2 separate regions of the Homo sapiens genome follow, and region 1 is linked to region 2. Evidence: chromatin loops called from intact Hi-C (ENCODE). Cell type or tissue: heart left ventricle. All regions are shown on one strand. Links, peaks and the distances in the headings refer to the core of each region. The heading gives the core; the rest is flanking DNA. Region 1 has its middle 20 kb from the start of FOLH1. Region 2 has its middle 330 kb from the start of FOLH1.

Region 1 (2,926 bases), core at 237-2,736, 310 kb after region 2:
AATTCTATAAAAGCACGTGTCAGCTTGTTCTATATAATAATTTGGGTATTAGGATAGTGCCTCTAAGTGTTAAAGGCTCCATATAATTCAGACTGTTCTCAAAAATATTTACTCTGTGGTTCGACTCTGAGTAAAATAATGACAAAGAAAATGGCTGAGAATACAAGAACCCACACTATGGAAGGAACTACATGCAATGAAAATAGCTAACTGAAACATAAATATGCACAGAAAGAGATAAATGAGGCATTCATACAACAACAGTGTCTGAGTCTACCACAAGTGGGTTATGATTACGGCACGCTGTGGAGCAGCATGAATAAAAGATTAAGTGGTGCATATTTTAGGTAGGTGGATGGGTGAACATTGCAGAGAACTGGTTTTTTTAAAAAAGCAAGCATATTCAGATTAGGTATTCAGAAATACCTAATATAAATAATTCATTTTCCTCTGAGAGTGAAACCCCAAAAATGACAGTCACTAAAAGTATATTTACATGACACCTTAAACAAATTTTGTGTAATGTTTTTATAATAAAAAAATGAAGCAATCTCTAGATGGAGAAGGTATTTCACACAATGTGTACCACCAATATACAGAGACTGTGTAGAAGTGAGAGTGACCATAAAGGTTTCCCCACTTCATGGTAGGTCAAAGCCTAGCAGAGACTGTGTTTAGAATAAAATAGAGTATGCAATAGGTACTCATTATTCTCACTTATGCTGACTTCCCAAATCATCCCTGGTAGTAAAGTCTTCTGGCTACTTTCCAAGAAATTAGCAAAAGAAGGGAATAGAATCACTGGATGTTAGAGCTTGAAGATTGTGAGGTTCTTTGGCCACCCTTATTTTCAGATGAGGATATCTTTCACAGCCCAGAAAGGTAAAGAAATCTACCAGGTGGTCAAATATTTTAAAATGACAGAATTGGGGCTAAAATACAGGAGTCTCAATTCCCAGTCCAGCGCTCTTTCTTACACACTAAGCCATGCCAAAATCCACTCTAAAATAAAACCCTAAAGCTACTAGCCTTAACATTTATAAGGTGTTTCCGCAAGGACATAGGTTTTGCTCCATGTGTTTTTGCTCCATAGGTTTTGCCTCATGTGAGGTCTTTGTTTCCTTCTTGTTTAAAGAAAGAGTGACCTGGACAACAGTCTCATAGTGACATCTGGTGACTAAGTCAGGGTAATACAAAACATAAGAAGAAGAAAAATAAAGTATCAATGTGCTTTTGTTTGTTAAGATTTAGGTAGGACAATTAAATCCAAAACTTAGAGGACACATTGTAATTCCTTAAGATTGTGTTTCATGGTTCCCTTCTTCTTTAATATATCTACAAACAAGGTGATGTTTTATATTAATTCTCTTTTTGTAATAACAGTGAATTATTGCCAATCTTGTGGCATCTGAGTCTACATAAGCTATTCAACAAAGATTTATGAGAACCTACTATGTGACAGAAGCAGTTGTAGCTCCTCGGGACACAAAGCCTAGTTGTGGAATTAACCCAATACAGCAAACTATGAAATAATGTGATAAGAGCTAGAGTTAAGACACACATAAAATGTGCTGAGGAAAGAGTGACTGACTGACTGGTAAGTCAGAAATGCTTTAGAGAAAATGAGACCTTTTTAACTTAGCCTTTAAAAGTTATTAGGAGTCCACCTGACTTAAAAAAAACAAAAATTCTCAATTCATTCTCTCAAATATAACAAAAAGCATCCAAAAATATATTTTTATTAAAATTCATTCCATGAGTGTGATTTTCAGTGACATTGCTTCGTTATTGATTAGCTTAGTCCTTGCAAAGAAAAATTATATGTTGCTGCTTCTGGTCAATAACACAGGTAGAGAATACCTAGTATCCTCAATATCTTCTATTTCCTATTTCAATTTCTGGTACAGAGGTCTGGGGAAGAAACCCTAGAGTTGCCTGCCTTTAAGTATTCAATTGTTACTTATATAGGGTCTTCTATATATCAGGTTCTCTTTACGGTGCTGGAAATGAAACAGTGAACAAAATCCATGCCCTCATTGTACATATATTCTAGAGGGGAAAACAGTCAATACATAGATATGTCACATATGTAGTAGGTTAGATGGCTGTAAATAGGAAGAGAACTGTGCAGGGATGGGGTTTGATAGTGCTGGGGTAGGAAAGCGTAATCTTAGATACGGTTGCCAGGGAAAACCTCCCTGAGAAATTGGCATTTGAGGAAAGGCCTGAAGGATGTGATGGAAAAAGATAAGCAGATATTTTGCAGATATTTAAGGAAGAGAGCTCCAAGAAGAGGGACAATCAGAACAAAAGGCCTTTGCTGGGAATGTGCTAAGAGTGGAAGCACACCAAGGAGGACAGTGTGGCTAATGAGTGAAGCCTGAAAAAAGTAGAAGAAATTAGGTCTGAAAAGAAGTGGGGACCAGATCATGTAGGGCCTTGTTAGCCTTGATAAGGAGGGTGGTGGGAATCACTGTAGACTTTGGGACACAGAGGTGACAAGACCTCTAACCCAGATGCTATGTTCAGAACGGATAATAAGGAAGCAAATGCTGAATCAGAAATACCAAAAGTAAAGCATCGTATTTATCCAAGAGACAGCTGATGGTCATTTCAAGAAAAGTTAGCAGTGGAAGAGGAGTAATTAGATTCTTGACACATTTAAAAGGCATAATTAACACGACTGATCGATCAAATATGCATGGGGAAATTAGAAAAGTCACTTCGAGAGTGACTCTGAATTGCTTAGGCAATGGGAAGAAATAGACATTTAATGAGATAGAAAATGTGCAAGAGAACCAGGTTTGGAAGAGCAGGACATCAAGAGTCCAACTTAGGATATATTAAATTTGATGTGTCTATTAATTGTTCAGGTAAGGATGTTTAGTAGGAGTTGAATAGAATCTCGAGTTCAAGGGAAATAACA
Region 2 (2,926 bases), core at 270-2,769:
GTTAAGTTGCATATAAATTATTTCTCCTCCAAGTTCTCAGCATACATATCCAAAAGTTTAGCTTCAAGGTCATACTTTTCTCAGAGAACAATAACTTAAAAATAGTGCCACTGGTTTCTTGAAGAACTTCCAATATTTGAAGTATTAATATAAACAGATATTTATTAAAATTATTGCTTCTTAATGTGTTATGCTTCCCAATGTGTTACGTTATTTATTAAAATTATAGCTTCCCAGTAAGGTGGCAGAACCCTTCAAGGAAGCTTATGTTAAATACATAATTATTTTGATTACCTTGGGTTCTTAAGACATTTCTTTTCAGTTTAAAACATAGTTTTCTTATCAGAATCCTCATTCTTTCCATTCTATTCAGAAAAGACTTGAAATTTGAAGAATAGTAGAGGACAAAGATGGTTGATCTACTGTTTGAACATTTTTCCCTGATTTAGCACCTGGAACAGAAGTAGATGACTTTGCCTTTAAACGTCCTTCATGTTTTCTCTCTATCCTAGTTTCTCGTTACTTTACCACTGAGGCAAAGAAGAAGAATTGAGAGAAAAATAATCCTCTTTTGTGGCTGCTGATATGGTAGTATAGAGAAGGTACCCCTGACCTTACCCAATCTGATGCTCAGATGCTCCAGGGGTATGTTGGATTCTGTATTATTGATGAGCCTAGTTTTCTGATGGTATCCAGATTCATTTAGTTATCTCTCTTCAAGAACCACTCATACAATACAGCCAAGCTCCTCAACAATGTCACCAAAGATATATGCTGTCAACCACTTCTCTGGGTTGGGCAATTTATTGCTTGACCAGTCAGCTGGCTAGGATGCTTCCTAAATTACATCTCCCAGCTAACTTTTATTAACTTTATGTGGAGCTATTGGAACACTGGAGCCTGCTTCTGCACTTCCAAGATCATCAGAGAATTCAAATGTTGTAGGGTCACCACCATATTTTCTTCAGACACCATATTTTATCTTAGAGTTCTGCTGGCCTAGGTTGCTCTGGAAGGCTCTAGATTTAAGATATGCCTATACTAAAAATAGACACCAAATATATCTATCTTCATATGTATACCTACACTTTAGGTCAAGCTCCCTCAAAAATAATCTCACCATGCCCCAGACTGACAGGCCAGATAATTTGTTTTTCAATCACCACTACTCAGGTAGTTAATAAGATACCAATACCCTCTTTTCATAAACCAACCCATTCTTAATTAGAGATTCTCCTGGGACACTCTTTACTAGATCTGAAGGAAGATAACATCTCACTTTTCTTTTTCTTTTTTTTTTTTTGAGATGGAGTCTCGCTGTGTCACCAGGCTGAAGTAGAATGGTGTGATCTCGGCTCACTGCAACCTCCACCTCCTGGGTTCAAGCGATTCTCCTGCCTCAGCCTCCTGAGTAGCTGGGACTACAGACACATGCCACCATGCCTAGTTAATTTTTGTATTTTTAGTAGAGGCTGTGTTTCACCGTGTTGGCCAGGATGGTCTCAATCTCTTGACCTTGTGATCTGCCTGCCTCGGCCTCCCAAAGTGCTGGGATTACAGGCAACACCTCACTTTTCTCTCCATTTCAAGAAAAATGCTTGTGCCTATGCCTGTGCCTAATCCAACAGCCAACGTGGTTACAGCCCAGTTCCCCAGAGAGCCCACCACACAGCCTGTTGGCACATTGTGCTCATATTCACCCAACATGACCAGCCCAGAGACACAACCTCAAGCAATACCACACCACCACCATCACAGACTCCTATAGCCTAGACCACAGAGGCAATAACAGATATCATGGACAAGGATTTCAACCGAAGTAACTGCATGGAGGTCATACTACAGAATCCATCCACAGCTAAAGGCAATGTACCATACCCAACTGACATCCTAGGATCCATCTTCAGGGAAAAGTCTTTTCTTACAAAAGCACTCGATAAAATAGGGGAAAAATGACTGTTCTACTAGATTTGCAGATATCAACACACGGGCACCAGACACATAAAAAGACAAGGAAATTTGACACCCCAAAGGAACATAAGTCTTCAGAAACAGATTCCAAAAAAAAAGTATTTCTGAAATGCCTTAACAGGAAATAAAAATAGTGATCTCACAGGAACTCAGGATACAACAAAATACAGACAAACAATTCAATGAATTCAAGAAAATAATTTGTGATAGGAACGAGAAGTTCAACAATAAGATAAGTATCATATAAAAGAACCAAGCAGAAATCTTAGACCTGAATAATTCAATGAATGAAATATAAAACACAACTGAGAGTTTCAACAAAAGACTAGCTCAAACAAAAGAAGGAATTTCTGAACTTGGAAACAAGTCCTTTGAAATAACAAAGTCAGAAAAATATAGAAATAAAAGAGAATAAAGAGATACTACAGTACTTATGAAACATCATTACATGAACAAATATTTGGAGCATCATATTACTGTAGGAGGCACAGAAAACCTATTTTACACAATAATGATTGAAAACTTCACAATACTTGAGCGAGATATGGACATCCAAATCCAGGAAGCTAAAAATTCCCCAGTTAGACTCAGTGTAAAAAGATTCTCTCTAAGCCATGTTATAATCAAAATGTCATTTGTCAAAGACAAATTTTAGCTCACACATATGAGTGAAGCATGCAGTATTTTTCTTTCTGTGTCTTATTTCACTTAACATAATATCATCCAGGCTCATTTATGTTGCTGCAAATTACAGCATTTAATTCATCTTATGGTGGATAGTGTTCCATTGTGTGTGTGTGTGTGTGTGTGTGTATATCTGCAGATACAGTGTTCCATTGTTTGTGTGTGTGTGTGTAACATTTTCTTTGTATATTCATTTGCTGATGGATACTCAGGTGGATTTTATGTCATGGCTATTGTGAATAGTGCTGCAGTAAAGTTGTACTCATAGAAG

Evidence for each region. A loop is a pair of places that touch in the nucleus more often than their neighbours do. Peaks named below come from ENCODE experiments on the same cell type or tissue, not always from the same donor. Only the 100,000 strongest peaks of a DNase experiment are listed, where the experiment ranks them.
Region 1: a loop joins it to region 2, with 5 times the contacts of the local background. A loop is called at or near these places in 32 of 110 quality-filtered maps.

What each region holds. Positions count from the first base shown.
Region 1 is chr11:49,227,545-49,230,470 of GRCh38, reverse strand. No RefSeq gene overlaps it. Among named protein-coding and RNA genes, the nearest start is that of FOLH1, 20 kb to the right of the region's middle. In heart left ventricle, for the core only: a CTCF peak has its summit at 1,197 (motif pointing left); no DNase peak of the experiment used is centred there.
Region 2 is chr11:49,533,825-49,536,750 of GRCh38, reverse strand. No RefSeq gene overlaps it. Among named protein-coding and RNA genes, the nearest start is that of FOLH1, 330 kb to the right of the region's middle. In heart left ventricle, for the core only: no CTCF peak of the experiment used is centred there; no DNase peak of the experiment used is centred there.